Regions from separate parts of the Homo sapiens genome. Here regions 2 and 3 are each linked to region 1. Evidence: chromatin contacts called from ENCODE Hi-C or POLR2A ChIA-PET data. All regions are on one chromosome and are shown on one strand. The core of a region is the stretch at or near the end of the contact, and the rest is flanking DNA. Distances in the headings are between cores, read along the strand shown.

Evidence for each region. Hi-C counts contacts between places; a loop is a spot of excess contacts on that map. ChIA-PET counts read pairs that join two places held with the same protein, here RNA polymerase II (POLR2A). Pooled maps may share reads with other maps.
Region 2: a pooled map shows a loop between it and region 1 (5-fold over the local background). The contact joins two enhancer-like sites. A Hi-C loop is called at or near these places in 6 of 50 pooled maps. POLR2A ChIA-PET finds 5 or more read pairs at or near these places in 2 of 52 experiments (Caco-2 and GM12878).
Region 3: a loop to region 1 is called in a map of endothelial cell of umbilical vein, with 7 times the contacts of the local background. The contact joins two enhancer-like sites. A Hi-C loop is called at or near these places in 1 of 168 maps with a recorded cell type or tissue (endothelial cell of umbilical vein) and 9 of 50 pooled maps. POLR2A ChIA-PET finds 5 or more read pairs at or near these places in 3 of 52 experiments (OCI-LY7, activated CD4-positive, alpha-beta T cell and activated naive CD4-positive, alpha-beta T cell).

Annotation. Positions count from the first base shown.
Region 1 is chr11:108,731,908-108,735,343 of GRCh38, reverse strand. The region is part of intron 13 of DDX10 (DEAD-box helicase 10); the gene reads right to left. The region is part of intron 2 of LOC124902750 (a long non-coding RNA gene); the gene reads left to right. Among named protein-coding and RNA genes, the nearest start is that of DDX10, 69 kb to the right of the region's middle. RefSeq lists an enhancer at 1,453-1,572. Within about 2 kb of position 1,808, at least 7 of the 41 ENCODE cell types and tissues checked have a DNase peak (open chromatin) inside an H3K27ac peak, as active enhancers do; they include endothelial cell of umbilical vein, where a contact is called at or near this core.
Region 2 is chr11:108,957,259-108,960,694 of GRCh38, reverse strand. No RefSeq gene overlaps it. Among named protein-coding and RNA genes, the nearest start is that of DDX10, 290 kb to the right of the region's middle. Within about 2 kb of position 1,702, at least 2 of the 41 ENCODE cell types and tissues checked have a DNase peak (open chromatin) inside an H3K27ac peak, as active enhancers do.
Region 3 is chr11:108,868,750-108,872,185 of GRCh38, reverse strand. All of the region lies in intron 16 of DDX10 (DEAD-box helicase 10), which reads right to left. Among named protein-coding and RNA genes, the nearest start is that of DDX10, 210 kb to the right of the region's middle. Within about 2 kb of position 1,630, at least 2 of the 41 ENCODE cell types and tissues checked have a DNase peak (open chromatin) inside an H3K27ac peak, as active enhancers do; they include endothelial cell of umbilical vein, where a contact is called at or near this core.

The DNA.
Region 1 (3,436 bases), core at 559-3,058:
GTTTTGCTAACAGCTCTCAATGCCTAGCACACAGCAGGTGTTCAAATATTTGCTGAATAAATTTTTCTAAAAACTTCATGAAGTCTTCACTTAATAAGCCGGCATTTCACCTAAAATGTACACTTTCATGGTAAAGAACAAAGCTTCGCATCAAAGCAAAAGTGATTTAATTCTAACTGTCACCAACAGATGGCACTAGCCTCAGATGTTGCCTTGGACTTGAAACCGTGTTTCAAAATATGCATTGAAAAGAACAAAGTCAAAACAAAAATTTGCTTGGACAATTTAAAAGTGTTGAAAAGAAATGTGAAAGTTGAATCCAGTGCCATCACAAAGACAGTCCTCCCATTAACAAGTTCAGGTACAGATACACACACTGCTTAGAGACTTAAAAAGTGGTCTTATGAACAGCATTTCTGGAAACTAATCTGCCATATTAGCAGTGTTGTACAATTATATTTGTTAGAGCCATATAAACAAGCACTTGTTTATGAATTTGAAAACTCCTTATTTCTAATCATATAACAAGTTCAAAGGGCAATTCACATGACCTTCAAGAACAGCCTGTCCTATTTCACATTTCTTTCATTACCTGTGTAACTACCTTAAAATAAAGATAAATACGGCCTGTAAAAGTAGCTGTTTAAACTTCAACCACAAAAGTAGATTTAAAAATTCAGTAGTTAGCAGATGTTATAAATATTGAATATTGTATAAAAGAAGGAGATAAAGGAAAACGACTCAATATTTGATATAATGATTCAGCATGTTACAGAATAAACATCATGCCAAAACCAGCTTTAAGCTTTCCACTGAAAATTTACATCCTCAGGAAGTCATCTGCATACCAAACTCAAATAGGAAAAAAAATACATAAAGCAACTCAATATATGCATCTAAGCTTCATGTTACACAATAACAACTCCTTTTGAATTGGAACAAAGCTTAGATTACAAAAAAAGAATTAAGCACAGGATGCCAAAAAACAGAAAAGACACCTATAAGACAAATGAGCATATATACCAAACTATTTCAGCTGGCAACATCTGAGATCATGCTACCATTGTTTCACTTCATGGTAGCAAAAATTCGGAGTACAGTAGTCTTGACTTTAGAGTTCTTCCTTCTGTTTAAGTCAACTGAACATTACATAAGGCCCCTGAACACAAATCACCAGGTATGGAAGAGATAAAAATTAAGAGACATGTGGCTACATTATGAAATGTCAAGAAAAAGAAAAAAATACTAGCAAAATAGACCATTGGAATCCAGAGGTCAGTGGGTTGAAGAAGTAAGGGATGGCTTCAAAGAAGAGACAAGATAAGCACTGCATCTTGAAAGATGTGAAATGCTGGAGTGGGAAGAAAATAATCCAGGAAGGAATCCTTCACTGTTTAAGTGGAAACTGGGAAGAATGGTCTCGCAGGACAATAGGATAGGGGCTAGCTTACAAAACCCAACTGCAAGGGTGAACTTAAGGGTAGCATGGAAGGTAAACCACTTGAAAAAAAATACTAATTTGACCAAGGTTCACAGGAAGATGACTCAGAAGAACAACGAGAACCAATTATGAAGCTTATCCCCCCGAGCCAAGAATGAGGTAATAAGAATCTGGGGGCAGAATGGCAGTGTAAGTGGGAAGTGAAAATGGAACACTAAAAGCCACCACTAAATGTAGAAATGACGGGAATCAAAGCAAGCACAATCATACCGAGGCAAGTCAGAGGGGCCTAAGTACAGACTCCAGTGCTAGCGCTTCACTAACTATGCAACATTAGGCAAGGAAGTAAGTGAACCTGTCAAAGCCTGTGTCTGAACTTGTAACATGACAACAACACTACACAAGGCTGTGGTAAGAATTTAAATAAGTGAGATATGATAGTCAAAGTGCATGGTAAGTTATAAAAAAATTGATAGATGTTAATCATTTTCCAGTACTTATTTTACAAATACTTAGTCCAAGTTCCTAAAAGTCACTAAGTACCTAACACAGTCCCTGGCATCCGTTAGGTAACTGCTGCTGAAAGGAGGGAAAAAGAGAGAAAGAGAAAAAGTGAAGAGACAAGAGGCAGAAACATCCTAGCTCCCACATAGGAGAATCTTGATTTGGAACTTGGAATCTTTTTATAAGAGTATACTTATAAGCTTCAAAGTTAGCTAATCTGTGTTTTAACACCAACAGTGAGTTCTTACAGTACTAAAAAAAGAAAAAGCTACTAAAAAAAAAAAAAAAAGTAGGACTAAATCAATGTAAACAGGATCTGGAATCAACTCTAAGGTACAATGAATAATCTATGGGTATCATTCAAATCTTAATTAAAACTGACCTATGTTTACTTTTAAGAAAGCTTTAAAAGGACATTTGTTGAGCTAAAATGGAATCTACCCAGTCTCATTTCTAAAAAGGTTTAAACTGAAAAAGAAAAGAAAGCATATGCTTAGAGATTTCATTCTCACATTTAAGGAAATAAGTGTTCCAAAAATAAATTTTAATTTAATCATTTTAATTGTATGTTCATGCTCTTATCTAACACTGTCTCCCTGGAGGTCAACTTTCTGAACACCCAACAAGACAATTAGCCAAAACAAGGTTCTTCCCTATGGTGGGAGGTCAACCAGCCATCTCTTACTGCCTTTGTGCCTGATCACTACACCTGCGCTCTCTCCTGCACATGTCTTATTGCTTCATCACTCGTGGCACTTCTCCACTGCTAAGAAAATCTTGTTGTCCTTCACTGCATCGATCTCGTCAAACAGAAAAGGATTGTGACAAGGCAGCATTCCAGAAGGCCTTGCTTGCACCTGGCACTCAGTACCTCTCGTCTCCATTTACGCCGAAGTCTAAAGGCAAACATTCATTTTATACTCCAAGTGTGCGCACACAATGAGTAGCCCAAAATTATTTACAATACTGTCAATTACACTGACATTACCCAATTACAGAAAGCAAACTACACACAAATAATGGTAGGCACGACAGCAGAGAAAGAAAATGTGACTTAGCATCACAAATAGGTTTAACTGCTAACTTCACCACTGTGACCTTGGACAAGTCACTTAAAAGCCTTCCTTTCCTCCTCCGAAATTTTAATAGCTACCTTTCTTGTCATAAGGAAAAATGAGAACTTATGCAGAAAGTGTTCAGTATATGGTAAAATGCCAAATAATTATGGTCTTAATTATAATGATATGATTATTAGACATATTCCATAAAATCTACAATCCAATGGGTTCCTACTGGCTCCAAGTTTCAATTTGGTTCTTGTACAAATCTTCTTTTTCCAGAGAGACAAGAAAGGGAAAAAAAGATAATCAAGATAAAGAGGATAAGTTATAAGTAACAAAGCCAGTTCCCTTCTGTGTCTGGTATGGTGTCTACAAAGACAATTCTAAAACATGAGCAACAAAAATTTCAACAAAGTCAGCAGTGTCTGGA
Region 2 (3,436 bases), core at 453-2,952, 230 kb before region 1:
GTGTGTGCCTGGGAGGAGGGCAGAACTGAACATGACTCGCCCGAAGAGCTGGGTGGCAAGGCTTCTGTGCAGGCAGCAGTTTTCATTCCCATGGAGTTCTCACTCTTGAGGAGGCAACTGGGAACCTCCTCCTCCTCATCCTCATCCCTTTGGTGCCTTCTTTGCAGAGAAGCAGCTTACAGCTCCCTCTGAATGGTGGGGACTGAGCTGATTTGCCCTTGCACTTATGGGAGCTCTGGGACAACGAGCTGGCTCCAAAGCTTAAAAAATCATCAGAAACTGAGGCTCAAAATCCTTCCTGAGGAGCCAGACTGTCTGCTAGATGCCTCAGCACACTGGGAGTGACGCTGGGCTGCAGGCAGTTCTGAGGTTTAAGGCACAGATCGCTGTCTGGTCCTTGTGGACTCTTCCAGGCCATCCTTTTTTTTCACCAAACAGTACATGCTGGGCATGGTCTATGGCATCATCAAGGAGAGCACACCCTCTCCCCATGGCTGGGAACTCTGCATTTCCACCATTACGCCTCCCAAGGTGAACCAAGGCCTGCAAATGTAGCTCTCAGAGTCCCACAGCTCCATGCCCTGTGCAGAGACCTTCCGTCCCCACTGTGGTCAGCCATTGGCTGCTCCACCAACCACAGCGACCTTCAGCTGAGGCTGTGCAAGGAAGAGGCTGTGGTGAAGAGGTCAAGCTGTGGACTTAGGCCAGGTTCAAATCCTGGCTCTGTGTCATGGGGAAGTCACTTCCCTCTCAGCCTGTTTCCTTACCTGTAGAATTGGGTAAAATACCATCCCTTCAGAATCAAAGGATTAAATTCTAGCTAGATTAAAGGAGATAATGGGTGCAAATGGCTTCACACAGATAGTGCTTGGTGTAATTAGGCAGAATCAGTAGCTCTCATTTATCATTCATTTATTCACACACACACATTATCATAGGCACTTTCTATGTGGCAGGCACTGGGCTAGGTGCTAGCATGTGAAGAAATCAGACAAATAAACAATTACTTTTACTGCAGCACATAGAAGCACTGAGTATTGTGCAAATATATGGAAAAGACTTCTAACTCAGGTTGGGGGAGGAAATCAAGGAAGGCTTCCAAGAGGAGGTGGCAGCAGTGAGCCAGGAAAAGAGGGGTGGTGGGAGACAAGGGTGTACTTGGCAGAGGCAGCAGCATGTTCCAAAGCCCAGGGGGTTATGAAAGAGTCTCCTGTGCTGGGACCCACAAGGCCACAGCCCTGGCTGCTACCTAACACCACGGGAGCCAATTGTTTTCTCTATGAATTTGAAGGCTGGCAATGTATCTGTGCATATGATTTCTGATATAAACACACATATAATGCTATTAGGTTCAAATGCTTCCAAGCCAGTGCCTCACAGAGGAAACACTTGCAAACAGTCAACATCTGTGGCATAAAGGAATCCAGTGCTGGTGATGGGGGCTGTGGTTTTAAATTTAATAACATTTTTATTCACTCGAGGATAGTTTCTATTCAGCCCTGCGGCCCTCAGAGCCAGGCTAATTTGCACACGGCAGAGACACTCAGGTTTGTTTTTACCCAGAGCAGGAGATAATAAATAGATGAGGGTGAAAATTCTAATTGGATAAAGGTAGTTTGACTGTAGGCGAAAATAAAAGTAAAAATCCTCATGAACTAACCAGTTTCATGTGTTACCAAGTGGTGCCTCCAGCCGGGCCACTCCAGCCAGTCATTCAGGATAACAGACAGGCTGATGTTTCAATGACTCATCTTTGCAACAGCAGGGTCAAGACCAGAGGTTAAGAGACATATTTCAATTTAATAAACCATCTGTAGGAAATGCAAGGTTTTCAGTTTAGTGTCTTTGGCTTCCCTATCTAAATACATTTACATTAAGGTCCAGCACATCTCTAATTAAAATCTAAACTGTATTCCAGACTCACATCCAAAGAATGGCATTGAGTTCTGCGAAGACCTAGCCCACTGACTTGTGAGTTCATATTTGAAAGCTCTTCAACTCTTCCCTCCCCAATACACCATTTTCCATTTTTCACCTAGGTGGCAGTAACCTTGCTATGAATATAACTAGGGCTCATTTCTCCTCCCAGCAGATATAACTGTCACTTCATAAAAATAGTCAGAAATCTTCAAATGATTCATCCCATCAGCAGCATAACAATAGCTTAGAAATATACTAGATTTTCAGACATAGCTCTTACATGTCAGAGAACGGGGAGAAAAAAATGCACCGTAAAGCCAATTAAGTCTACTCGTAGAATACTAACTCCAGGCTCCACCGTCCACACCCAGCAGTTCTCAGCCCTGGCTGCACATTAAGATCACCTAGGAAAGATTCAAGTACACTAAAGGGATGGAATAACTAAAAATAATGAGGTCTCCAGAATGATTTAGAACTATCCACCAAGCTCCATTGATACCGTTTGAATAAGGTCTGTGGATTAGTGAATGGTATTGTATCAATGTTAATATCCTGGCTTTGATAGCTGCGCTGTGGTTATGTAAGATGTTAACATTTGGAAAAACCGGGGGAAGGATACACAGGACTGCTTTGTACTATTTCACATCTTTTTTTGGAAGTCTGAAATTATTTCAAATGAAAAGTTAAAAAAAAATTTTTTAAAGAAAGTAACTGGAAAAAAAAAATACCAAGAAAACCTTTAAAACATACCAGTGCCTAGGCCCCACCTCAGACCAGTTAAATGGAATCACTGTGTACAGAGCCTGGGTTTCAGTATTTTTAAAACCTCTCCAGTGATTTTAATGTGTAGCTAGAATTGAAAACACTGTTCTGGTGAGGTTAGGGGTGGGTGAAGTGATTCTGATTCCAGTTTTCCCACTTTTGTCACACCCTGCTCCATGACTTCAGGCAGGTCATTGAAACTCACTAAGCCTCAGTGGCCTTATCTGTTAAATGGGGAGACTAAGCTGTAGCTGAGTATATTGATATTGTGACAGTAGAAGGAAAGTGCAGGTAGAAAAGGCTTTATACAGTTTCAAGAACTGTAGAAACAGCAGGTGTTGGTGAGTCATTTCCTCTAAAGAGAAGCATCAGTACTTAACAGCCCCAGTACCTTTAGAATGCAATGACATACGCCGGGCATGGCGGCTCATGCCTGTAATCCCAGCACTTTGGGAGGCCAAGGCGGGTGGATCACGAGGTCAAGAGATCGAGACCATCCTGGCCAACATGGTGAAACCCCGTCTCTACTAAAACTACAAAAATTAGCTGGGTGTGGTGGCACACACCTGCAGTCCCAGCTACTCGGGAGGATGAGGCAGGAGAATCGCTTGAACCTGGGAGGCGGAGCTTGCAGTGAGCCGAGGTTGCAGTGAGCTGAGATTGCGCCACTGCACTTCAGCCTGGTGACAGAGTGAGACTCTGTCTAAAAAAAAAAAAAAAAGAATGCAATGACATGCCAGTAAATTAATAGGGG
Region 3 (3,436 bases), core at 381-2,880, 140 kb before region 1:
ACCATTGTTTGGTATCCACAGAAACAACTGAGAAGATGAGTTTAAAAACATACAGAACAAAAGTAAGAATCAAGATTACTGCAAGATAGTTAACTCATAAGGCAAATTCAGAATGTCGCAATGAATGTCATTTTTGTAAATTGCTACTAGCAATGCAATCATTTGTTAACTTAAATTTCTTTGTAACTCACTGAAACTCCTTTATACATAAACAAGGTGGAGGCATTCACCCTATCAAAGCTTAATTTTTTTTTTTTGAGGCAGAATTTCGCTCTTGTGGCCCAGGCTGGAGTGCAATGGCATGAACTTGGCTCACCACAACCTCCACCTCCACGGTTCAAGCGATTCTCCTGCCTCAGCCTCCCGAGTATCTGGCATTACAGGCATGTGACACCACTCCCGGCTAGTTTTGTATTTTTAGTAGAGATGGGGTTTCTCCATGTTGGTCAGGCTGGTCTCAGAACCCCCTACCTCAGGTGATACACCCACCTCGGCCTGCCAAAGTGCTGGGATTGAGGCGTGAGCCAACGCGCCCAGCCCAAAGCTCAATTTCTTAAATTCGTGGGACTGGTAAGGAGGAGGATGGAGTTGGGGTGTGGGCAAATGGATGGGTACAAAGGAAGCAGAGCTGAAATTTGTTTTTAATTCTAGAGCAGTGGAAGGAAAAGATATTTCTTTCTTTTCTCACTGCTAGGGTGACCAGTAGAGTATGCTGGAAAGAAAAGGGGATGAATCAAATGCAATGAGGCATTACATTATAATTCAGATTTTTCTACCAGCAGGAGCTTATGTGTTCCAGAGTTCCAAGCCCCCAGCAGAGGGCAGGATGCCCTTTCCCATAGAAGCTGAAGGCATCTTTGAGTTATAATTAAAGTGATCATACCTGGGTTTGCCCAGGACAGTTGTTTTGGTACAATTAGTCACTGCAACCCCTTTCACTCACCTAAGTGTCATGCTTGTATGGTACATGGGCAGCCTAAGTGATAATGGAAATCAACCACAGTATAGAACATCTTTTCTATGGAGAAAAAAAAAATGCTCCAGTTTACATATGAACTTGGACACAAAGTGTATAATTAGAGATTGTCCATGTGTGCTAATATCTATCTGGGTCCAGTAACATTGCTTTCTAGCCCTCCCCCTCTTTATTTTGTTTTACTGTTCTGCCTCTGAAAGGATTCTGAAACATCCCTAGAGTTATTATGCCTTTCAATAAACAATATGCTATAATTCTTCAATTTTGACACTATTTTGGAAGTGTCACAGTGAAAACAAGAAACTGTATTAAAGAGTTACTGCTTCTTTCACTCGATAAATACTCAGTACCTACTGTTTGTTCGTATCGGTCTAGGCACTGGTGATTCAGCAGTGAACAGAACAAAGTCCCTGTTCTGAGTTTCCCATTCTAGTGACAGTAAAAACAAGCAACAACAAACTAGTATGTATTTATATATTGCCTGGTAGAGAGAAGTACTATGGAGAAAAATATATCAAGGTAAGAGAATACAGGATAAGAGGAGGTTGCTATTTTGCATCAGGAAATCAGTGAATGCTTCTCTAGTAAAGTTATGTTTTAGCAGAAATCTGGAGACAGTAAGGAAACAAATCACATAGCTATGTGGTGATACCAAGAGCGAAGGCCAGAATCTGCTTAGTGCATTTGAGGAGTAATTAGACAGTCTAAAGTTAAGAGAGTTAGTGACAGAACAGTGGGAAATAAGACCAGAGAAGGAGCTGGAAGCTAGATCACATGTGAACTTTGTAGCTTTTGTGACAAAGTAGACAGGGAAACTCTTAAAGGATGGGGGTCTGAACAGAATTATAATATGCGACTTACTTTTAAAGGCTCATTCTGGCCACTATAATTCAGAATAAACTGGGGATAGAAGAGTGGGAGGATAAGAGAAAGAAGACTAGCAGACTAGTTAGAAGACTGTTACAATTAGTAATTCATGTTACAGATTATGGTGACTTGGATGATAGGGATAGCAGGAGTGTTAAAAAGTGGTTAAACTCTGGATCTATTTTTAATAAAGTTTTTATTTTTAAATAACTGTAGATTTACAAGAAACTTTCAAAGATAGTACAGAATTCCCATATACCCCTTACGCAGATTTCTCCTATTGTAATTTTATAGTCCATTTCTCCCAACCAAGAAACCAACACTGGTATATTACTATTAACTAAACTCCAGATGTTATATGGACTTCACCAAATTTTCTCATCTACTTTTAAGATAAAGTCAAATAGGATTTACTAATAAATTGTGGTGGAGTATAAGAATGAAAGAAGTGAAGGCTATCTCTAGGGTTTCTCCTGAGCAAGTGAAAGAATGAAGTTCTTCCATTTCAGCCTTCTCCTAATTCATATCCACATTTTACCATAATTTTCTATAATGAAAGTAAAAATCTCTACTGCCAAAATTTCAGTTAAAATCTTAAAAAATGAACACATTGCAGAAAGCATTATTTTGAGTCAGTATCGATATACTGACTCATAAAAGTTTGAACATATCAAACTTTGCTTGTCAAAAAAAAGATTTTGAAGTTTACTTGTAAACATGAATAATCCACAGTCTGCTCAGACTGAAATTTACAGCAAGACTTATGCATTTAATGAATTTTAGAAGGGTAAGAAATTCCCCCAAAATAAAATGTTAATGAAAGCTTATCAATAAAAATGCAGAATAATCTGCATCAAAATGGAAGACTCAGTCACATCTGTAACAATTCACAATTGACAAAAGACCTGCTGACATGTCTTATTTCAAATATGTTTCTGAAGTTCAAATATCAGTATTTTTAGATTTCAACGTTAAACAATGAAAAATGCTTTCTCAATTCAGCTCCTTTCAAAGAGAAGATGAGTGATGAAAACGAGCATAAGCCATGACAGAGCATAATGGCAATCTTATGCCCTGGCCTTGCCAGGTAAATGGGCTGGAATTTTACAAGATAACTAAAACAAACAAACAAACAAAAAAAAAAACAACGGGTTTAAAAATGAAAGAACCAGAGTTTAGAATTGTGTGCATGGCTTTTAATATACAAGTAAATTCATCAAGCCATTATTTGGGTTTTCCTTTAATTCTTCATCTAACTTCTCCCGCTTCCATGTCCATCCTTATCATTATTTCCTGCCCAGACTTTCAAAAAGGAGAGTTTACCTTAGCTTTTTCTCCTACTCACTGTCAAGCAGTCAGGAAAAAAAAAAAAAAAAGCTTAATTCTTAATTGTGGCTAGGGGATTTACCTCTTTAACCCTCAGTTTTTTCATCTGTATAAACTCAATAGAAAGCTCCTCTTACCTTCATCTCAAGGTTATTATGGGTAATGAATTAAATAACATACGTGAAAGTTATTCACAAACTGCTAGGGAGCTCTGATAGGGTATTATTGTCATATTACAGCACTGCCACAAAGACATAGTTATGTTAG